Linked DNA regions of Homo sapiens: regions 1 and 3 are each linked to region 2. The links are chromatin loops, found by intact Hi-C in ENCODE. Cell type or tissue: heart right ventricle. All regions are shown on one strand. Region 1 overlaps LOC105377657 (a long non-coding RNA gene). Region 2 holds the start of KIT (KIT proto-oncogene, receptor tyrosine kinase). Region 3 overlaps LINC02358 (long intergenic non-protein coding RNA 2358).

What was found. Hi-C counts contacts between places; a loop is a spot of excess contacts. Peaks named below come from ENCODE experiments on the same cell type or tissue, not always from the same donor. Only the 100,000 strongest peaks of a DNase experiment are listed, where the experiment ranks them.
Region 1: it touches region 2 in a loop (3-fold over the local background); 7 of 110 quality-filtered maps call a loop at or near these places.
Region 3: a loop joins it to region 2, with 2.5 times the contacts of the local background. A loop is called at or near these places in 5 of 110 quality-filtered maps.

Annotation. Positions count from the first base shown.
Region 1 is chr4:54,779,738-54,787,737 of GRCh38, forward strand. All of the region lies in intron 2 of LOC105377657 (a long non-coding RNA gene), which reads left to right. Among named protein-coding and RNA genes, the nearest start is that of LINC02358, 62 kb to the right of the region's middle. In heart right ventricle, no CTCF peak of the experiment used is centred here; DNase peaks (open chromatin) are centred at 2,280 and 4,604; H3K4me3 peaks cover 914 bases; H3K27ac peaks cover 5,897 bases.
Region 2 is chr4:54,655,163-54,663,162 of GRCh38, forward strand. KIT (KIT proto-oncogene, receptor tyrosine kinase) reads left to right here and starts at 2,795. Exons shown (of 21, transcript NM_000222.3): 1 at 2,795-2,919. The coding sequence starts at 2,853. RefSeq lists a silencer at 2,080-2,374. In heart right ventricle, a CTCF peak has its summit at 3,642; DNase peaks (open chromatin) are centred at 2,798 and 3,639; H3K4me3 peaks cover 3,156 bases; H3K27ac peaks cover 2,429 bases; H3K27me3 peaks cover 1,580 bases.
Region 3 is chr4:54,850,520-54,858,519 of GRCh38, forward strand. The region is part of intron 1 of LINC02358 (long intergenic non-protein coding RNA 2358); the gene reads left to right. Among named protein-coding and RNA genes, the nearest start is that of LINC02358, 9.0 kb to the left of the region's middle. In heart right ventricle, no CTCF peak of the experiment used is centred here; no DNase peak of the experiment used is centred here.

The DNA.
Region 1 (8,000 bases), 120 kb after region 2:
TTCCACATCCATTTTATTATGCTTTAAGCACATGCCATGGCCATGGCCCAGCTTCTGAGAGATCTTAGCCCAGAATATATGCTTCTGTGGTGAGCTAATAGAGATTAAGCTGAGGTTTTCTTAGATGTTGCCTCTCATTCCAAAGTAGGTCAAGATTTCATGATTGCCATCCTTGAATGGACTGTCTGCCTTTTTTTTCTTTTTTTGGAAGGTTGGAAGAAGCCTTGGAGGGCACACAGAAGCACTTCCTCCTTTTACAAACAAGAAAAGGGACAGAGTGACAACTTTAAAAAAATCTACATCTGAAGTTAGTTCTATAGTTTCCTATCTCCAGAAGAGGCAGAAATGAACTCCACCATGCCTAAAGTTTGGTTAGTAGAACACAACTAATGACAAATAACAGAATACAGAGCACCTCATTTTCCATTGTCCTTTTCCATACTCAGAGCAATACTATGACAGTACAAGTGGGGCTGATCTATTTCACAGAAGAAGAAACTGAATTCAGACTGTCTAAAATCCACAGACAAGGCAGAGAGGGACTTCCTGGTTCAGACACACTACTCCAGAGGAAATGCTTGTGCCACTCTAAAAGGCAGCCTCCTCCTTAATTGTGTAAATGGCTTTACTTAGTTCTGATCTCTGTGGTGCTGCTAAAGTTGAACAGGACAAAGTGGAGCCTTGTTGACTCACTGATGCTCAGTTTTAATATTGATAACAGAGGTCTTCACTGTATCCACCATCTGTAGAGCCACTCAAAGTGCAAATTGCACAGTAAAGAGATGGGTTAAGAGGACAAGAGGAATGGTGAGAAAGAAAAAATTAGGCCATCTTTTTTCTTGCCACGGGGTCTTTTGTCCTGTTTCCTTTCATTGCTGTTTCCTCTAGGGTGGACCTTTGGTGGCCACATTAGTGGGAGCATCGAGAGGAAGATGCTGTGGTATGTCAGTACCCACACATCGCCTGGCTGCTGGCTGGTAGCTAGCCACTTAGGACAGGGAAAATCGCTTCCTTCTTCCACTTAAGTGGGACTCCGGACTCCTAGGGATAAGTCTTTAGCACCTACTGTCTGAATGCCTCAGACACTACAAATACCAGGAAATTTCAAGAGGAGTCTGGTCTATATCTCCTTTTTTTTTTTTTTTTTTTTTTTTTTTTTTTTTTTTTTTTGAGACAGAGTCTCTCTCTGTCACCCAGAGTGGAGTGCAGTAGTGCAATCTCAGTCACTGCAACCTCTGCCTCCCGAGTAGCTGGGATTACAGGTACGTGCCACCACGCCCAGCTAATTGTTGTTGTATTTTTAGTAGAGACAGTGTTTCACCACGTTGGCCAGGCTGGTCTCGAACTCCTGGCCTCAAGTGATCTGCCCACCTTGGCCTCCCAAAGTGCTGGGATTACAGGCGTGAGCCACCATGCCCGGCCTGGTCTACATCTCTTCTGATACACATGACAGGATCAAAGCATTGATCATGTGTAAATGGTTCTAGAATCTCTCTTAGCACCACCCTCCACAGAGGATGCTATCTTTGACTGCTCAGTTTCTTCCCTCTGCCATGTTGACCACCTTAGGAGACCAGTGAGAGTCTCTACCTTATCTTGAATCATTCCCAAGCTCCAAGGACTACCCACCTCCACATTTAAATACTTGTTTCCCCTGACTTCCTGATTGGCCTGCTTCTCCCAAACTTTCTACTTTCTCCTCCAAGTTATAATTCTTCTTTTTTTTTTTCTTTTTTAAGTTATTAGGTCACAATTCACTTTTTTTAATGGGCAAGTGTAAATGAGGAAAACTAGTAGATTTTTTTTTTCCATCCACAGCCAAGTACAGCTTCAAGACAGCTCAGTGCTGGTAGTGAAGGAGTGCCTGAGAGAATGGGAATGAACCTCATCCAATAAAACTGGGCTGTTGTTTTTGGATCACATGCTGTGAATTGATTTATTGTTTAAAGTGATGAAAAAGGTGTTCGGAGACTTGGAGGAGAGTTTTGCTCTGCGGTGATGCTCCCGCAGTCAGGAAACAGTCTTCTGAGCCATTCAGAGCTAGGAAATATGGGGTTATTTTGGTAGCTGTCAGCAGGAATTGGCTACAGTCTGTATGTTAAATAAATACAAACTGCCTATTTAATTATTTAACAATGAGAACAAACGTCCCACTGTTGGCAAGAGGAAAACAGTCAACACTCAAACTATGTAGAATCCCATCTCATTCCCATGATGTGATTTGACCCTGTTTGCACCCACAGGCTTGGCTGCAACCCTCCAGGGCATCTTATCACTGTTTTATTGGAGTTGGAACGCGGCTGGAATTGGAGTACAAATTTCCTTCAGCAAGGAAATGCTGGAGAAACAAGAGCAAGTTAACCTCCAAATGGGTTCCAAGGCAACCGCTGTGTTGAAATTTCACTTGGGTTCCCCTGGCTCTTTTTTACCTGCCTCTGCCAAATTGTTGATGCCCTCGCCTGTTGGAAATGGATGACTTTGAACAACGAGGGGCAAGGAGCCTCTCTTTTACTTCAGAACTACTACAGCAAGAATTCAAACTCTTTGTTTTTGAGAAAATAGCTCCTAATGCTGTGTTGATTTTACCGTGTGCTTCAGAAAAAGACCCTTAAGGCTAATTGATATGAACATATAGAGGCAGTCTGAGCTTACCAGAATTTATATTACCTGATGTGTTAAGAATCAGGAAGCTATTTATGCTAGCCTATAGCAGCAACCCTTTGTATTTAGTGTGTTTGTGTGTACACACATACCTGTGTAAATCAAAATGAAAGCTTGCTTTTGTGATCTAGCACAAGTTTTGCCATATCATATATACATTTTTAACTTTTGGAAGGTAGAAGACAATTGATAGGCATTTAACATGAAGAAAACATGCATTTATAGTCAATATTAATAGAATAGATGGTACTAATCTATAACAGTGAAAAATAAAGAAGGTAGAGGAAGGAGGACAAAGACAGAGAGGAGACAGGGGGGAAAGGAGAAGACAGAAAAAAGAAAACCTCAAAACAAGGACTGCTCTGAGAGCCACAACTGAGTTTTATGCTTCTTGCTGTCATCTTTCTCTAACCTTAAAGGGCAGAAAGCAATTGGGAGAACTAACCTGCACTTAGATTTCAGCTTCCATAGGATGTTACATTCTCAGGGTCTATTAAATCGATTGGACTTTGACCTTAGCTTCCACGAAGTCCTTACCTTTTGATTGGGGCTGAGAGGTCTGATTTAACCTCATGGAATTTGTATTTTTTGGAGGAACTCCTGCCTCGTCCGTACATGGTGAAACCCCCAACAGCAGCATTTTTAATTTCCAGATTCTCAGCAGACACAATGCACAGACTGTAGAAAACACCTGCTCATCCGGACCGCTCAGCTCACAGGCTCCTTCCTCAGGGGAGCATCTGATGCTCCAGGCAAGGCAGACCCTCTTCTTATACTCTTGTGACCTCTTAGACTTTTCTTTTGTAGCACTTACTCCAGACTCTAATCATATTTATGTTGTGATTGTTTATGCAATGGTTTTCTTCCTAACTAGGCTCTGAGTTCCATGAGAGTTGCAATGTCTGCATCCCTTACCCTTGTTGATATACTGCACTGTGCCCGGTACCTAAGTAATTGCTCAATAAATATTTGTTAAATGAATGATTATAATAGTATGCATATATGCATATATAGTATGATAATATATATAAATATGTGTAAAACAGTATATATACACATGCTATATTAATAGCACATCATGTAATATTGTATGTCTACACACACATACATTCAGTATTTACTCAGTTTTTCTGTATAAGTACCGCGCGCTAACCGATTGCGCCACTGGAGCTCTAGTATTTACTCAGTTTTTCTGAGGCTTATTTACTCATTGGTGAAGTGAAAGTGAATGTAAGGCTCTTTGCAAACCCCAAAGTGCTAGACCAGTAGGAAAGATCAGAATAGCCTTTCATATTAAACACTATGAAGCCAGGAGCTGTGGCTCCCAACTGCAATCCCAGCACTTTAGGAGGCTGAAGTGGAAGGATCACTTTAGCCCAAGAGTTTGAGACCAGCCAGGGCAACACAGGGAGATACCATCTCTACAAAAAAAAATTTTTTTAATTAGCCAGGCATGTGGTGCTTGCCTGTGGTCAAGTAGCCTCAGCTACTCTGGAGGCTGACGCATGAGGAACACTTGAGCCCAGGAGGTTGAGGCTGCAGTGAGCTGTGATTGTGCCACTGCACTCCAGTCTGGGTGACACAGTGAGACCTTGTCTTCAACGAACAAACAAACAAGCAAAAAACACTATGGTAGAGACCCCAGTAAATGCCTTCCATGCTTATAAAATACATTTAAGTATCTCTCAATCAAGTTTTCAGTATTCTCAAGTCAGTCTTTCATTCTAAATTTAGAGTCATTTCCAAATATAGTGCATTTCCTGTCCCATTCCTTCCCTGAAAGACAGCCGTGTCCAACTAGAAGTGGGCCTGACGCCTCTTATTAGCCCGGTTGCATTTCTGTCTCGCTCTTGGCTGCAGTGTGTGAGCTGATGGGCCCCACGTGACTGTGTTCACGTCCAAGCTTAGTAGAATGAATTTTTCCAGCATGATTTGCAAGTCACGCTATCACATGCCTCCTGAGTCCAGCTGTGCCGCAGCTGCCGCCTCCCCTGCATCCGCTCATCTTGCACTTGGATCAAAAGCACGAGCACATTTGCCTGAACCGATCTGGTCTCGGCCCAGCTGTTTGTTCCCCATTGTCATCAGGATGTTTACAGACCTGCTGTTCTTGCTGTACTTGTTTCATGATCACACTTGGGTCTGCAGAGCATTTTAACACATGGCTGTGGCCGAAGCTGGCAATTTGACTAGCTTTTCTTGGTCACTGAGACTTCTCTAAGGCATTTCCTTCAAACCTTCCTAACTATGTGTATGCTTGCACATTTCCACAGAGGCAACAAGAAAAGGAACCAGGGCTATAAATCCTGTTAAAGATGGGCCATGAGTGTCCTTCTGGCCTACTAATTTTATCACGATTAGTTTCTAACTGGACAAGAGAGCACTTCCAGTCTGAGACAAAGCCAGATTAAAGGAAGAAATCTATTCTTCTTACTCTAATTTGGTAAGTTGGGAAAATATAGTTTACCTTCTTAGGAAGTTGTCTTGACTGCTCCTAAAGTGTGCTGATACCTGTCACATGACAGCAGGTATTTTCTTGGCAAGAATTGTGCTGGAATAGCAGTTGGCAGTGATTGTGGTGAGGGCGTGGAAAGGTGTCTAGTGGGTCCAAGTGAGGTTCTAGGTCTAGCTGACCCCTAACTATGAGAAGAACATGAGTGAGTCATTCATTCTCTCTGGGATTCAATGTCCTCCCATTAATAACAGGCACCACTTATTATCATATTAAAACCTGTACTTAAAAATCTGTTTTCTAGACTCACCCCAAAGATCCTGATTCAGTAGGCTGAGGAGGTGCCTGAATGTCCCTATATTTTGATGTATCACAGTGCATGGTCAGCAATTCACTGTCTCCCCTGCAACTACAGTGAGCCATCTGACCTAGGATATTTTATACTTTTAATCAAATGCTCTTTCATGATAAATAACATGGCTCTGATTTCCCAATAGCTCAAGCGTTAAGAGAAAGACAGTTCTGCAATGCAAAGCATCCTAGGCTCATCTCTGTGGGCTGAGGCCACAGAGCTGCACTGTCTACTACAGTGGCCATGACCACATGTGGCAACTGAGTACTAGAAATATAGGTGTCTCGAACTGGGATGTGTTGTTAGTATAAAATATGCAACAGTTTCCAAAGGTTTAGTATGAAAAAAGGACTGTGAAAATACTTAATAATTTTTATGTTGATTACATGCTGAAATGATATTTTTAAATATATGACAGGTTAAATAATATATAGTACTGAAGTTAATTTGATTTGTTTTTTAATAGTTTTATTGAGATATAATTGATATATTAAAACTATGTACGTTTAATGCATATAATTTGAAGAGTTTGGACATATGCATACACCTATAAAACTATCACCACAATCAAGGTAATAGACATCTCCATCACCTTTAAAAGTTTCCCTGTGTCCTCCCTCCACTGTTTTTTTCCTTTTTCTTTGTTTTGTGTTGTTTGTTTTTGGCAAGAGTGCTTAACATGAGATCTAACCTCATAACAAATGTTTAAGGGCATAATACAGTACCATTCACTATGGGTGCTATGCTGTACAGCAGATCTCTAGAAGTTATTTCTCCTGCATAACCAAAACTTTATATCAACTGAACAAGTCCCAACCTACTCCCCCCAGCTCAGCTCCTGGTAGTCACTTCTATTTTCTGCTTGTGTGAGTCTGACTATTTTAGGTACCTCATAGAAGTGGAATCATGCAGTATTTGTCTTCTGTGACTGGCTCATTTCACTTAGCATAATGTCCTCCGGGTTCATCCATGTTGTCTCAAGTGACAGGATTTTCTTCTTTTTAAAGGCTGAATAATATTCCATTGTATATATATACCATATTTTTTTATCCATTCATCTGCCAGTGAACATTTTGGTTGCTTCCATGTCTTGGCTATTGCTAATACTGCTGCAATGGACATGGGAGTACAGATATCCCTGCAAGATTCTAATTTCAATTCTTTTGGGATATACCCAGTAGTGGAATTGCTGGAACATATGGTAGTTCTATTTTTTATTTTTTGAGGAAACTTTATACTGTTTTCTATATTGGCTGCACTGTTTTACATTCCCACTAACAGTATATAAAAATTCCAATTTCTCCACAGTCTCACCAACATTTTAATCTTTTTTGTCTGATTTATTTATTTATTTTTGAGACAAGGTCTTGCTCTGTCACCCAGGCTGGTGTGTAGTGGTGTGATCATAGTTCACTGCAGCCTCGAACTCCTGGACTCAAGCGATCCTCCCACCTCAGCCTTCCAAGTAGCTGAGATTTTACGGGCACACCACCATGCCCAGCTAATTTTTTAATTTTTTGAAGAGACGGGGTCTTACTGTTTCGCTCAGGCTGGTCTTGAGCTTCTGGCCTCAAGTGATCCTCCTGCCTTGGCCTCTCACAGTACTGGCATTACACATGTGAGCCACTACTCCCAGCCTTGTTTTGTTTTTGACAATAACCATATCAATGGGTGTGAGGTGATATCTCACTGTGGCTTTGATTCACATTTCCCTGATGATTAGTGATGTTGAGCATCTTTTCATACACCTGTTGGCCATTTGTAAGTCTTCTTTGGAGAAATTTCTATTCAAGTCCTTTGCCTGTTTGCCTGTTTTTAAATCAGATTATTTGGTTTTTTGCTACTAAGTCGTAGGAACTTATTTATTTTGGATGTTAATCCCTTATCAATATATATATAGAAAATACTTTCTCCCTTTCTGTAGGCTGCCTTTTCATTCTGTTAATTGTTTCCTTTGTTGTACAGAAGCTTTTTAGTTTCATGTAGTCACATTGTACAATTTTGCTTTTGTTGTTTGTACTTTGGTATCATATCTAAGAAATTATTAGCAAGCCCAGTGTACTAAAGCTTTTCCTCTCTCTAGGAGTTTTATGGTTTCAGGTCTTACGTTTGAGTCTTTAATCAATTTTGAATTAATTTTTATGCATACAGTAAGATAAAGATTTAATTTCATTATTTTGTATGTGGATATCCTGTTTTCCCAACAACATTTGTTGAAGATACTGTCCATTCCCTCTTATATATTCTTGACACCCTTGTCAAAGCTCAGTTGAATGTATACCTGTGAGTTTATTTCTGAGCTTTCTATTCTGTTCCATTGGTGTGTATGTCTGTCTTTATGCTAGTACCATGTTTTAACAACTGTAGCTTTGTAATATATTTTGAGGTCAGGAGGATCATTTGTTTCTTTTTACTTTTTTTCTTTAGTGTGGCTACTGGAAAACTGAAAACTACGTATATGTGGCTTGCATTATGTTTCTATTGGATAGTGCTGCTATGGAGCACAAGGCAATTTTTTAGAGACAATGACATCCT
Region 2 (8,000 bases):
GTGGAGGAAAGTGTACGTGCACTTGTGCACACATGCATCCACACACACTCGCCCTTCAAGTCCTGATAACTTTGAGTCCTTGGATCTAGGAAAGTCTGAAACACTATTGTCCCTGGACTTTCTGGTTATAAGAGCCAATACATTTAGGCTTCTTTGTTTGCTTGCTTAATTTAAGCTGCTTCTATAAGTTGCAATCGAGAGTCCTTGCTAAAAGAATTATGAAAACAATGAAATACATAAAGCACAATCCCTGAACATGCCCAGGACTATCACAAAATACAGTATAGAATTAATCCATACATCCTACCTGAGATATAAAACATTTCCATCATTGCCAATGTTCCATTGGACACTGCTGATCTATAATATAGTTCCTTATATATTACAGCATATATGTCCACTCATAGTGCCTTATATATATGCTTCCTTTCTTTATGTAACAGGCAGTGGGTATTATTAAAAACAGCTAACAACCCTAAAGGTACAAGTACTGGAGGCTCTCTGTTGTGGCCAGCATTAAAATTTTAATTCCTGGATCTAAGGAGATTTAGCGTGTCTCAAGGTTGGGCTGGGAGATATTTTAGGGTATGGTTTTTTTTGTAATCAGTACAGAAGGATTTCAATATTGTGTCAACCAATAAGGCCAAATTGGTGTGTACTGGCTGAACATAAGCTCTGTTAGCAGATATTATAGTTTCTTACTTGAGTACCTATTTTCCCTGCTGGACTGTGAATTCCCCTAGACAGAGACTTTGTCTTACTCATTTATGTGGGTCTTATGCCTACCTAGGTGCTCAAAAGATATTTGCTGAATGAAAAACAGGAATGACGGTCCAACATGGTATAACTCCCTATTCAGTTTTTTTTTTTCCTGATAGAAGTTCCGTGCCTAGAATTAAATTGCAATATGGTCTCTTTTCACCCACTCTTTTGAAGATGTTATCCTCTCCAATATCAGCTGATTGAAGAAGAAAATTGTAAATTTTCTCTCTCAGGCATAATGTTGATATTTTAACTCATAGTGATTTTTTCTCAATACAAAATGAATTTTAGAAATAAATCAAGATCCCAGAAACTTATGATTGCTTTGAGTGGTATCTTTTATCTGTCATCCTAAGAAAAACATGAGATCTGATGGCCCAGAGCACAGAGACCTTTGGTATTTCAGTTCTCCTACAGCCGCATGACTCGAACCTTTTGCTGGGAGATTGGGATGTAGGTCCCCATACTTGATTATAAGGACTGTGAGGGCAGGGGCCACATCTGCATATCTGTCTATTAATAATAGTACTCCTGGTACCTAGCTCCTCCTTGCTTCACAGCAGACACTAAACAAATGCTTGCTGAGTGAGTAAATACTTACATTTAAAGAGAGGCAATTATACACATTGATCATTTGATCACCCTCTAGCACTGATAATTTTTAAGTGATTAGCTTTAAAAATCATTTTTCTTACATCAACCTGGGTCCTCACACTATTAAACAACAGGAGAGCTTTCAATATTAAATGAAGTGGGGCAGCTGGGCAACTGTAAATTTTGGATGATACTTCAGAGAAGAGTCTAGGTGTATCTGTTCTATCCCTTTTTCTGATGGGCATCTGCCATTTATTTTTCCATTCTTAAGCTCTCAGGAGGGATGTCTTATTAGTTTATCAGAATGCATAGGGAAAGCTCATCTTTCTTGGAGTAGGTCTTCCAATAAGTGTTCAAGCCCTGGGTCTTCCCTCACTACAATAATAAACATACCTGCTCTACCCTCCTCACAAAGCTGTTATCGTGAGCATGAAAAGACGAGTCGCTGTGGGGAAGAACTATTAACCCCTATACAGATACTGTTGTTGCTTTCCGTTCAAGGATCCACCATGAGACTGTGGGTAAGGCACTTTCTGGGCAGTGAAATCGGGCTTAAGAGAATCATTGTACTTTTATTTTGCTCCTGGGACCGGCAAGGGCAGTTAAGAGCCCTAGCCCTAAAACTGTCGTCTGTTACAGAGGCAGAGAAATCATTACTGGGGTTGGCAGCGTTGGGGGGAGGGGGGAAAACGTGTATGAAAACCTGGGCTCCCAGAGCAAACTTCGCCACGCGCCCTCCATCGCCCCTGTCTCCACACAAGTCCCGGCAGGGGCTTCTTGGGCGGAGGCCACGCCGACCAATAGGAACCCACTGTGTTCCTACAGGTTACGAAGCAGGTGGAGAAATTGAGCAGAAACAATTAGCGAAACCGGGCTCAGCCTTTACCGCGGTGCCAGGAGCTCCTAACAGGCCTGGAGGGGAATGTCGGGGCTCAATTTCCTAACGCTCCCCTCCCCATCCCCATGCCACCTCCACGAGCAGCGGCGTCCAGCCTCCTCCCGCCCGAACGTGCTCGAGGGGCGGGCAGTCGACCTTTATTGTCTGGGGAGCACCTGGCAGGTGGCGGGCCCGTGCCCTAACGTGTGCGTGGTGCCCAGCTTCACAAAGCGAGCGGGCAGCACCTCCTTGGTCCGGGAACGGCCTCAGCCTGGCCGTCCACATCCCAGGGGTGGAAAGGTGGAGAGAGAAAGGGGCTCCGGAGTCAAGAGCGGGGAGAGAGGGCGCGCGCGCCCTCCTCCTCCCGGCGGGCACGGCCCCCCGGCATTAACACGTCGAAAGAGCAGGGGCCAGACGCCGCCGGGAAGAAGCGAGACCCGGGCGGGCGCGAGGGAGGGGAGGCGAGGAGGGGCGTGGCCGGCGCGCAGAGGGAGGGCGCTGGGAGGAGGGGCTGCTGCTCGCCGCTCGCGGCTCTGGGGGCTCGGCTTTGCCGCGCTCGCTGCACTTGGGCGAGAGCTGGAACGTGGACCAGAGCTCGGATCCCATCGCAGCTACCGCGATGAGAGGCGCTCGCGGCGCCTGGGATTTTCTCTGCGTTCTGCTCCTACTGCTTCGCGTCCAGACAGGTGGGACACCGCGGCTGGCACCCCGACCGTGCGACTACTCGGCGAAGCCTGTGCCTGGGAGGGTGGTACCCGCCAGGGTGCATCCGGAGAGAGGACTGCGGGCCCTCAGTGCCCGTGCGTTCCAGCCTCCGGGGAGACTCCAGGTGGCCCTCGGACTCTCCGGCGCCCTGCCTCGCTCACCTGCGCGAGGAGACCCCAGCTGCTGGTGGTGGGGGACGCGAATCCGGGGTTCTTCGGGAATGGGGACAGCAAGAGGGGGTTAGGCGTGAGCGAGGCTGCAGGCTCCGTGCGAGTTTGGGGTGGCTTTTGTGCCGACGTTGCGCGGGGGGCGGAGGCGGGGGGCTCAGGGGTTTGCACCGAGCGCCTTCTCTTGCCGTGCGAGGCGCGGCCGCAGCTTCCTTTTGTTAAAAGTTGCGTGTGTGTGACCGGCGCCCGGGAGGACCTGCCTGCAGGTTCTCCGCCGCGCTGAGGGCAAAGTTAGAGAGCCCTTTCTCTGCTCTGCGGCTACTGCCTTCCAACCGCAGGCGCTCTTTGTGCCCAGAGCTGGGGACCGACCCGCTGCCGCCTCTGCTCGCGGCGCCACCCGTGGAGACCAATCGAAGGCTGCGGCGTTTCCCCGCCTCCGGGTTAGGCTTTTGCGCTGGGAGTGCGCGGCGTGGGGCTGTTGTGGGGCCGGACTCCCGCGAGCCTGGAGGTGGTGGCGACAGGGACAACTTGGGCAGGGCGTGTGGAAAGCAGCCGCTAGGTTGCAGACTTTTTGCTTTCGTACATCCCGTGCTCGCCCCTTTCTGCCGCGGCGCCGTTTCATTCCTGCCGCGCGCCCCGGGGCGGCTGGAGGCTGTGTTTGCCGCCTGCTCCGGGAAGGCAAGGGACAGCGTGCTGGGACTCTGCGTTCCCTGACTCCAACCGCCTAGCACGCCGGCCAGAGTGCCCGGCCTGCCTGGCGGGTTCTGAAAGCCCCTAGTTCCCGGTGTCTGCGACCTGTATTCGCAGGTCCTGTTTTCTTCGGAAATTTTTGAGATTCGTGACCGCCCGCCTCCCCGCCCCCGGGACTTCTATACTTCAGGGCTGCCTGGGGGTGGGGTGGGAGATGGCGTGGAACTTTCTGCAAATCCTACTCAGTTCTTAAAGCTATAACAGAAATCCAGGTATATCCGCGCGGGAACTGGGTCTTAGGTGAAGGATTTGCAGGTTGCTGGAGCCCCTTGGTCAGATTCCTGCCTCCCGTTCCCTTTTTTCCAGGTGTCGCTGGTGCGGGCGAGTGCAGGTCGCCCAGCTCACCCCTGAAGCCCTGCTATCTCCCAGGTCATTTTTTAAAACAAACCTTTAAGGTTACCCTGATGATGTAAGGATAGAAAGTGAGTCTTAGCTGGAATCAAGCGCTTGAAAGGAAGCGGCGCAATGAACGGTTTTGAGACTGTCGACTACCGGTCAGTTTCTCTATAAAGTCTCCAGGCGCAGTCTGCAGCGTCCTGGACTTGTAACTATTGTGAGGGCTTTCCTGTGGGGGGCAGAGAGGCCTTGCATCTGGACCCCTGTGCAGCAGGAGGGGTCAGCAGGGGTCACGAGGGAGTGTTCGGATTCTCTGGAGGATTTGATCACCTAGCTTAAAACAACACATCTGGTCTTTATGTTTTTGTGCCTTGACCTTTTTAATATCAGTTAAGCTATGTGAACTAGAACCTAGTAGGAGACTAGAAAGACCACATCGAATATCTCCCTTTTAAAAAATTAAAAGAATCAATGGTTTTCTTCTCCCCAATAGATTTTTGGCAAAGGGAATTTTAAGGTCTGTCTCCTGGGGGGGCAGTGTGGTGTAACGACAAAGCCTTGCTCTGTCCCCTGGGTTCTCGGTTTCTCTGCCATTTCTTGGCTGCGTGCCCTTGGCCAGGTTGCTTAGGGCAGGTTGCTTAAATTCTGGGAAACGCAGTGTCCTCCAGAGTACAAGGAGGCATCTGCATCATGAAGGATCCTTTGGGTCCAGAATTCTCCTCCAATGTTCTGAGTGTAGACTCAGCACTCTTTTTAACTATTCCCCTGGCCCCTGTCTGCCTCTTTGAAATTCCTCTGCCTCTCCTGCTCACAGGGAAGTCATAGAGTATGGGTGCATCTGACCGGTCTGCCCCTGACTGAAGCAAGGAGCTGTGGCTTATGCTTACTGCCCTTCAATTCCCATATATTCCTCTGCATTGCCCTTTGAGGGCCCCCGCCCCCCAAGTATTACAGCTCCTGTGCCTAACAGGATGAACCTGCTAGGAATAGTGAATCATACCTTCCCCGTTTCGTTCCTGCAGGTGTGAGGCTGGAGTCATTCTCAGCAGCTGGACACAAGGCACTCTAAATTATTATCCTGCTGGAAATAAGAGACCCCAGATAATTCATTTATCCCTATTCTGTTTTTTCCCCCACTCATTCCCATTTTTTTTCTCATGACTCTGTAAATCATGTAATGCTATGCATTTATAGCATGCTTTCTAATGGGCCTTAAGTTTCGTATGACATGTGTGGTGTACATAGTTGTTGCTCTTCAGTTGGAAACTGTGTGCCAGGCCTTTTGCTTGGGGCTTTACCTATTTCTAGTAGTCTCAATGAGCCTAGGAAGTAGTACTATTATTACCCCTAACATTTTACAGCTGGAGAAACTGGCTAAGGATAAGCCCTAAATCATCAGTGGTGAAGCCTGATGAGATTGGCTGCATGTGCCCAGCTCTATAGCCATTCACATGATTCACCAGAATCTGTTGTAAGACTCATTCAAAAATATTTAATGAGTTTTTACTATGTGCCAGGGATTGTTGGAAGTTCTGGGAATACAGGATGGCCAATGTCACTACCTTCCCAATTTTGGTGAAAAATATTTAGAATTGCGTGTCTTATGAAAGCGGATTATTTGTGGAGGGAGGATTAATTAAATTTTAGCTTGGAGGAAGGGCTGTAGGCATTTGACCCTGTGGTATGTTGGCTTAGTTGTTAGCTATCTCATTCCAGTTAGCGTCCCTCAGAAATGAAGGTAAGCTGTTTCTAAAAGGATGATGCAAGCCAGTTAAAAATCCATCTCCCACTCCAAAACATAAAAATGGTCTTGTGCATAGGTGTGAAAGAGAACACCCCCAATAATGGCTGATGTCATTGGCTATTTACCCTGGATAGCATGGTGAGAAATAATGACAATCTACCATCCAAAGCCATTTTTTCTCCCAAAAGAAATTCTCATCAGAAATGTGCCAAGTATTCTGCGGGCTTCCCTTGGAGAACATTTATGTACAGATGTTGTGGTGGTGATGAATTTTGCTGCTGTTGTTGACAGCCCTTCGAAGTTACCCTTAGGGTTTTGACTCATTTCCTCAAGTCTCTTCCAGCTGATTAAAGAAGGACACGAGGAAATGAACCTCGGTGTCTCTAGCGGAATTCTCAGAGCTGGCCTGCAGTGTGGGGACCCCTTCAAGGTAGTGGTCAAGGCTGTGGCAGCTTTTTCTTCAGAATGAATGTAGTTTAAGAGTTGGCAGGCTAGGATGTGGGAAATGCTTTCTTTTGCTGCATTAATGTGCGGTAACTTTTAAAAGTTGAGATTGAATGACATTTGCAGGAATCCAAATATGCAAATTTCATGTGCAGTTTTGGTAACTTGAATAGATATTGCCACAGCTATAAGTCCGGATTGAAGAAGGCCTGGGGAAGAGTTAGAGGAGGTAAAAGTTTGCCTGGAGGGCAAATCCAGTGTAAATCTTTGTTGTACTTAGAGAGGAATTGAGTTGAGTCATAGAGAGGAATTGAGTTGAGTCGGCTTGGCCCAGCAGCTCTGATTTCTGACATTTTTTGGATGTGATCATACAGCTCATCTTTTGACCTAAGACTCTTAATAAGTAAAGAGCAGTTGTAATCTGATAGCCCGAGGAGACATGTTTTCTTTGGCCTACATGATGCTTTTTAGAAAACATTGAGGCGATATTAAACAATCTAGAGATTTTTTTTAAATCAAGATCTCTATTTCTGTCTCCTCTTTAAGAATTGAAGGTCATGGCCCCTGTAGATGAGGCCTGTGCTCTTCAGGTTGCATTAGGCTCTAGGGCTTTATCCTGCCATCCCTTAGGCATTCCCCACTGGGCCCTGGTGAGTGCAGGAATCCAAATATGCCCCTGGGACCAGGCAGATGACAAGTGGGAGGAGACAGGCCGGCCTACCTTGTGTTGGTCTGATGGCTTCATGACTGACAGCTTGATGGCCTTAGAGCAAATTGTTTAACCTTTTTGAGCTTTCATTGTCCATCCTAGTTTTGCCACTTATTAGCTCTGTGACTTTCGGCAGATTACTTAACCTCTCTGTGCCAGTAAATGTGTTGCTACATGTAAAACTTTTAGAGTGGTGCCTCATAGTACAGGCTCAATATGTGTTAGCCATAATTATCGTCTGTAAAACAGGAATTATTATTGTCCCTAAAATGGGAATAATGCCTACTCTTTTAAGATGATTGCCCTAAAGATTAGAAAGGCATTTTTTTTGTTTGTTTTAAAGACAGTATCTTGCCCTGTTGCCCAGGCTGGAGTGCAATGGCGCAATCTCGTCTCACTGCAACCTCCACCTCCTGGGTTCAAGCGATTCTCCTGCCTCAGCCTCCTGAGTAGCTGGGATTACAGGCACCCGCCACCATGCTCGGCTAATTTTTGTACTTTTAGTAGAGATGGGGTTTCACCATGTTGGCCTGGCTGGTCTCGAACCCCTGACCTCAGGTGATCTACCTGCCTCGGCCTCCCAAAGTGCTAGGATTACAGGCATGAGCCACCATGCCTGGCCGACAGTTTTAAAAATAAGCTTTAATTTTTTTGGTCTTGTTTTATTTAGCTTTTGATAAGAGTTAGGAAATCACTAGTCCTAGAGATTGAATAGATCTTGAACTTTTTTTTTCTCCAGGGGGGAAAAAAAAAAACTACACATCTTGTAAGATTCTCCAACATAACATTTGTGTCTGGTACTTTTCCCATTCATCTTATGTTTTAGCTTTCATGCTTACATTTTGGTTATGACACACTTTTGTTAGACATCTTCCCATGCATACCTTTCTGACAGGTTTTCAACATTTTTGC
Region 3 (8,000 bases), 200 kb after region 2:
CTACTTTTGAAGAAAGAAACTCTGTCTACCATTTGAAGTCAGAAAATGAGCTTAACAAACTGAGTTAAGGGGTTACCTTTTGAAACCAGTTTTCATTCAGATTGGGCCCAGCATTTCCGTAGCAGCCCAGGACCCCCAGGAGAAAGGAACAGCTCTGTTTTCATTTCATTCTCTCATGTCCACATTCCACCATAGTTGTGACTCTCTGGAGTTGTCTTTGGGGAATTTAGGACTGATCAAGACCTTAAAAAGGCTATACAGCAACAGGAAACTCCAGAACAAATCCTTCCCAAGGAGAACTTTCCAAGCCTGGAAATAGCTCCTTCTCAACCTGACTACCTAACCACCACTATTGGCTGTTAGTGGAACTTCAACCCCAAGTTAGAAATTTGGTACCAGATCAGTTCTGTGTGTTTCATATATCACCTCAATTTAATCTTCACAATAACCCTAATAATAAATAATAAATATATGAGGCAAAACAATAATAAATATATGAGGCAGAATGATTATTATCCAATTCTATAGGTGAGGAAGCTGAGGCCCAGAGAAGTTGGGTAACTTACCCCAAGTCATACTGCTAGTCAGTGGCAAAGCTAGTATTCAAATGCAGAGAGCATGACCACAAAGCGTATGAACTTAGCCACTAACTATATTACCTCTCCTAACATCTGAAATCTTTAAGAGAAGAAAGAAGGTATCTCTGACATTGAAAATGCAGGCAAATTGATGGGGAGATTTTTTTTTTTAAGCAGAGTAGCACTCCTAGCACTCTTTATTTCACACTTTGCAGGGGCTCATCCATTCCTGTAAGACTCTCCTTGGTGACATCCACAGGACTGCTGAGCTTCAAGTAGTTTCTACTGGGTCTCACAGTACACTTCCCTAGGACATCATTATCCTGGCAGATCAAGTACCATGGGAGGAAGCTGCTCTCAGTCCCTCCAACCAAATAAGCTATTCACATTTTCCAAGATCCCTGATTATGTGCCTGAATAGAAAATTTGGTTTCTGATTAATAAGCATCCTTGCCTTTATGCTTCTACAAAAAGCGTTTGTGCTAATAATGTGATGCTTAATAATGAGATGTCTGTCACAGGAAGGGAAATGGCAATGGGGAAACAATGATGTTGGGCCGAGTTTAAATGTCATGCTTTTAAAAAAACCTTCACCCCAAAGAGTCACACCGAAGTCACTTATGTGTGCTAAAGGTGTTGCAAAGCAGAGATGGTTTTTTTCTTTCCTGTTTCATTGGTGATTTCAGGGTGCTTTTGCACTTTTCAGAAGGGTCCTGGATCTGGAAGTGTCTAAGCATCAGGCTGGCAGAGCTTGGCAGAGTGACATTCCTGCCAAGTTCAGGACAAATCTATTTCTCCCTCTGTTACCATTAGAACCTTCATCTCTACATTTAGGACATGACACGTGCCAAACTGCCCAATTACTCCTTGCCTGTCATTAAAGTGTGCAGCTAAACACTGGGTTTGAGAATACATCATCGCAACTGTCTAAACACAAGCCCAAGTGTATTCAAGAGCCCCAGAGAGGATCAGGGTACAGGACTAAAACAATTCAAATGGGCCAACATTCAAAATGTCATATACAGTCATGCACAAAAAAAGGTTGTGCCTGTGGAGAAAACTGAATTGACATCCATAAAGCATAAAGGCATGAGTTTTGTGTTTTCTGAGCTTCTGGGAGGGCCCGCCCTCCTCTGCCTTGCCTGCATGGCTCATTGCCTGTGAGGGAACAGTGAGAAAGGCTTTGTTTTGAAAGAAGCCTGGCCAGATAGATGACACTAGCCAAGTACCCTGGCAGTCCTGTAAACCAGCTTGATTCCAGTCAAATCAGAGGGGACTGATAGAAATAGGAGGAGAGTGCTGGAGGGGGCAACTGGTTAGTATAAAAAATAAAAATAGCCATTTTGACTAAATTATATTGGAGAATCTAAAATATAGAACCACTGCGAAGAGTAACCTAGCCTATCTGGTCAGCATAGGTTAAGTTATGACACAGTAATAAGCAACTCTAGATTTGTGGTGGCTGAACCCGACAAAGGCAGATTTCCCAAAATACTCGTTGTTCATCACTATTCAGTAGAGAGGCTTCACTCATCATGCCCCTCATAGATCCAGGCTGATGGAACAGCCACCATCTCCAATACCATGCTTTCCTTTTCCAGAGGGAAAGAAAGCCCTGTAGGGTCTCAAAGTAGCAACTAAATGATCTGGCCTGGAAGTGATGTCATCTCATCTGCTCAAGATTCATTGGCCAGAATTAGTCACATGGCCCCAGCAACCACAAGAGGGCCATGGCGTGTACTGCCATCTACCATTAATGACTACCACAGCCATCCTAGGTCACATCTCTAAGCAGCAAAGTTGGAGTCATAACTTTGCACGGTCTATGACTAACACAAAAGCAGGGGCTCACAGGCCTTTGGCCCAGCCTAGCTATAGAGTTAATCTAGGGGCCTCTGAGGATGGGGAGAGGCCCTTGAGAATGGGTTGCTTTCCACAGCCTAGAACTCTAGCTTTGGTCAGATACCCCATTCTTACTCCTGAAGAGGTCAGAATCCCTAGCTTAGTCCTACAATAATTGATCCCTTGCTTATCTTTGTGGAGTCCCCCAGATTGGGGAAAATTTGAAAACATATTGAATCCTTTGGACTCTTCCTGGCCCAGGTGCTCCTGCCTTCTTGGTAGGAGAAAAACAGATCCCCGGAGCAGGGGCTGTAGGGAACTATTTTCTGACATTGGTTCCAATCCAGAATTCCTGCAAGAGGTCTGTGATAGCTGCAGTATCTGTAAACTGCTAAAGAATACACCTTCCCAGATGTGTATTGCTATTTTTAGAATGCATGCAGCAATTGTGATCCATAAAATATACATTCGATTTTAAAAAGGTACTGAGTTCATTTTATCATTGCACATTTTCTCAATCTGCAGCTCCTCAAAGCAATTTTTAGCATAATTTGGGAGGGGAGTGAGGAGTGGTGGTGGTCTGCCAGATTTTGTTTTGTTTTGTTTTTTGACATTATAAAGATATAAAGAAGACCTTGTACTGTTGGAAATCTCTGCTCCCTGAATTAAAACTGATTTACATAGCGCCATTACCATATTACAGTATTCTGTATTTGCCTATATATTTATTTTATCAGTGGCTTTTATGCTTTCGCATGCTTTCATATTGCTTAGCATCCTTTTGTTTAACTTGAAGAGCTTCCCTTAGCAATTTTTATAAGGTTGGTCTAGTAATGATGAAGTCCCTCAGCTTTTGCTTATCTCAGAAAATCTTTATCACTCCCTTATATTTGAAGGACAGTTTTGCTGGGCAGGTTAGCTGCATAGGGTGCTTTGTGAGGGTCTTTTTTCTAGGCTTCTCAGACCTTTTTGGTGAAATTTCTGGACAACTAATAGCAATATGTAAACATTTCAGTGGTTGCTTTTGAAGCTGATATTTGTCTTCTGAGAGAATTATCCCATTGAGAGTGGGATAAGGCAGGAGGATAAGTAGCATCTTGAGAATACCAGACTAAAGCTTCGTATAAATAGAACCACTGCCTGCTGGGAGGTCAGTGCAGGTAACATTTGGTCAAGGGGCATCAACAGAAGTACTAAATCAACAATTAGGGAGCTGGAATAGAGGGGATTATACACACAAACCCTCCAGCGCCCATTGCAATAACTAAATGGCTGGCATCACTTATTTCAGGTGGGTCAGAGTAATCTGCCCAAAGTTGTAAGTGGAGTGAAGGGCAGGTGAAGGTCAGGATTATAGCAATATTCCAGCCCATGATTTTCTGTCATGTTAGCACAAAAGATAAACCCAACTGTCTGGCCACTTTCATTTGTGGGTAGTTTATCACACAAGCTATGTCAAATAAACCAAGCCTCCTGCACCCATCACCGCCCCACCGTATATGGGGCCAAGGAAAGTTTTATGTCCTGAAGGCCACTATTTGTGACCTAGACCCAAGGGAGCCCCCCTGCTCTGAACCTTGCTTTGAACCCTGCCTCATAAGGGGTCACCAGTGTGACTTCATAGCCAGTAAGGCCAAGGACATGACTTCTTGTGTTACTCTGAGTCCCCATGTGTCTTTGTAATAAGTTCACATCAGTTAGTTTGTGACTCTTACTTTTGACTCTCTCCTTAGAGGTCTATCACCATTATTCATTTGCATGATGGCAGTTCTTTTTTCTTAATGGTATACAATGAGCAAAAACCAGAATAGAAATTCCACCTTTGGCCGGGTGCAGTAGCTCCCACCTGTAAACCCAGCACTTTGGGAGGTCAAGGCAGGCAGACCACTTTAGGCTGGGAGTTCAAGACCAGCTTGGGCAGCATGGCGAAACCCTGTCTCTACTGAAAATACAAAAATTAACCTGGCATGGTGGTGCATGCTTGTAATCCTAGCTACTCAAGAGGCTGAGGTATGTGAATCACTTGAACCTGAGATACAGAATTTGCAGTGAGCTGAGATCGCACCACTGCACTCCAGCCTGGGTGACAGAGCGAGACTCCTGTCTCCAAAAAAAAAAAAAAAAGAAGAAGAAGAAGAAGAAAAGAAGAACAGAGAAAGAAAGAAAGAAAGAGTCCCTCCTTTGTGTCTCAGTCCTTCTTATTTAAGCAGTTTCCAGCCAAAACCCCAAGGTGGTTGTCCTAAGCTCCCCTCTCAAGGCTAGGAAAGAGAAAAAGGGAGATGGGGTTGGTCTGCAGCTAATAGGCATGGGAAACAGGAAGTCAAAGGCATTATTTGGTGAAAAGAGAGACTTGGAGGAAAGCTGCAATCCAAAGCACCACATACACGGGGGGCTGGCAGGCTCCCAATCCCAAGAGAAGCACCTGCAATCTGCCAGACGATGGTAGCGAGGATTCTGAGAGCCGAATGTGGAGAAATTACTCCAGCATTGATTCACAGAGCCCAGCTCCTCTTATGAGGCTTCCGGGTGCAGCTGTGGGTGGAGAAGGAACTGGTGAAGGAGAAAATGTTTGGACTTTACTTTCTGTGTTTAGTGTAAACCCAAGGGCCCCTTGGAGTCCAAAAATTATTGGAGAGTAAAAGAGCACTGGCAGCCGTGGGGATTGCAGCCAGTCTTTGCTCAGCAGGCTGTCTTCCAGTAAGATTAGGATCACAGAGCTCATCAGCCAAAACCCATCTCTGAATGTCCAGGGTGAATGGTGTGCACACACAGAAATAATCTATTGCCTTGGCCCTGGGGGACAATCCCGCGGCCAGACCCGGGTTGAGGTCAGGGCCTGCAGGCTGCCTGAGAAAGCTAATAGGACACCATGAGCTAATGGAGTGAACCCAGATAAAAAGAAAGGGCTTAGGAGGGACAGAAGAACCGCAGAGCATCTCCTTGCTAATGAAACTCCTTGAGACATGCAGAAGCAAGAAAGTTTTGGGGGGAGCAAGAATCTGCATTCTTAACAGCTCCCAAAGTGATTCCACTGCAGGTGGTGCCACAAGCCACATTTTGGTAGACGGCAGGTTTCAGAGGACGGACACGTGGCATCCTGTTGACATAGGAAGCATACTTTTCAATTTTCAAATGTTTTTGTAAATCTCCAGGAGATAGCAGTTTGCTGAGTTGGCAAATGGGCAGCACTTGGGCAGATAATGGGCTGAGCTTGTGGGGCCAGGGGCCAGCCTGCTGTAATCTTCCAGGCCTCTACATTCTCTTCTCAGGCACGATGGCAAGACCAAAGGGAACAGTAAAAAGGTTCTTTGGGGGACAGGGAGATAGCTGGGAGTCCTGTGCCAAGGGTATTGTGTACCGGCCTCCCGTGCGAGTAGGGCCCTGCACACAGACACAACCACAGGTAGTCATGGCAACTTTTGTGTCTAGGACGTGTGCATGCCAGCTTGCTTACTCTCTTGTGCAGATTTGCCCTTGGCCTTACTGAATGTAAATCTGTGAAATGAAGATCAAAGGTATCTTCGTACAAGGACCTGGTCCTCTGCCTCAGGGTCTCACCTTCATCTTGTCATGAAGCCTGCATCCTGAGTCTATGATCTCAATGTTTCTGAAACTGGAGTCTGAGTAATTTTTAGAAACCCTAGACATTCTTTATTTGGGGTTTTATCTTAATGATAATCGTAAAACAGAAGTTTTACCAGTTATAAAGACAAGAGTTTTCTTTTGGAGTAGCAATTCCCATTTGGAAGTCCTCTTCCATCAAATAAAATTTGATTTTTTTTTAAGTCAGTGTCTCTCTAGCTGTGGTCTTCAAGAGAATAGCAGATCTTTCTGTACATTCTCAGTGATCTATGTGAATGGTCTTTTTCTTTCCTCTCTTAAAAGTGGAAAACAATGTTTTCTTTGCAATGTGACAATAGTTTAGATACAAGACCCAGAAGTGAAATTCTATTTGGCTTTGTAATGACTTTGGGTGGAAAATCTCCAAAGATGAACTATGTCTTGTGCCAATTCATTTGAACTGAATTCAATCCAACAAGTATTTATGGAACTGTGGTCTTGATGCTACGGCAGGCACAAGGGAATAGAGAGTGCTAAGGATCCTGGTCCTCTTGGGGGAGAATTATTGTACAAGGATCTATGGGAGCATTCTCCCTGGAGGAGGCAGAAAAAGCTTCTCAGAAGGATGAGCTCACCAGAATGACTGGGGGAGAGAGAGAGAGAGAGAGAGAGAGAAGCAACAGCAGCATGGGCAAAGGCATGGCACTGCCAGTAGTCTACCATGACTGGAATATAAGGTTGGAGGGTAGATGGCCTGGGAAGGTAGAGAAATAGTCAAGAACCATGTGTGCTGTGCTTAGGAGCTTCAGCTTGTTGGCAGAAAAATGGGGCCACTGTTTGGGGTTATAATGCCTTTCTGAAATCTCTGCCTCTGTATGTCTTCATCACCCTCTCTTGATTGAAAAGCCTGAACTCTCTCAAGGGCCATTTTTTATTGGTCTCACACTCCTAGGTATAAAGAGGTAAAAAATACTGTCATCTTAGCAATCAGTCCAGAGTTCCAATTAGGAAAAGACATGTCTTTGTGTGAAAAATAATATGTTGATAAGAACTCAAGGTAGATTCCAAATACCTGAGAATTCAAGGTTTTAAACATCAGAAGAAGGGAAATCATTTTGCGTAGTTGGAGAGAAAGAATTTGGGGTTTTGGTGGGGATTTCAGTGGAAAAGGGAGTTGCTAAGAAGGGAGGGGAAAGGGATATGGAATATGGTGGAGGGATGTCTCCCAACTCAACAGTCAGGGAAGTCTTTAAAATTCATAAATGCTGTGTGCAAGTCATGTTTCTGTCATAGGATATTGAGGACAGGTTTGAATTTTAGGGCAGACTTGAACTGGGGTATAGAATGGAAGCTGCAAAGCAGAATGTGTTGTAGCACCTGAGGTGGCCCTGAAAACATAAGCTCCTGGGAAGTGCAGCTACTTTGGAAAGGGCTTTGCATTCCCTGGGCTATGGTTTTGGACTAGATCTTGAGGGTTTGACAGAGAATTTTATGTGTCAACTTGGCTAGGCTATGATGCCCAGTTGTTTGGTCAAACATAAATCTGGATGTTTCCATGAAGATTAATTTTAGATGTGATTAACATTTATAATCAGTAGGCTTTGAGTAAAGCAGATTACCCTCCATTATTGAGTAGGCATCATCCAATCAGCTGAAAGCCTTAAGAGCGAGCAAGTACGCGCATGCACACACACACACACACACACACACAGAGAGAGAGAGAGAGAGAGAGAGAGAACTGAGTTGCTGAAGAAAAGGCAATTCTGCCTCCCAACTTCAAAAGAGAAACGCTGCCTGAGTTTTTTGACTGCTGCCCTGCCCTGCAGATTTTGGACTCAAGACTGCAACATTGACTCTTACCTGAATTTCTGGACTACCAGCTCACCCTACGGATTTCAGACTTGCCAGTCCCCACAATTATGTCAGCTGATTTAAAATAAAAATATCGATAGATAGATGATAGATAGATAGATAGATAGATAGATAGATAGATAGATATAGATAGATAGATAATGGTAT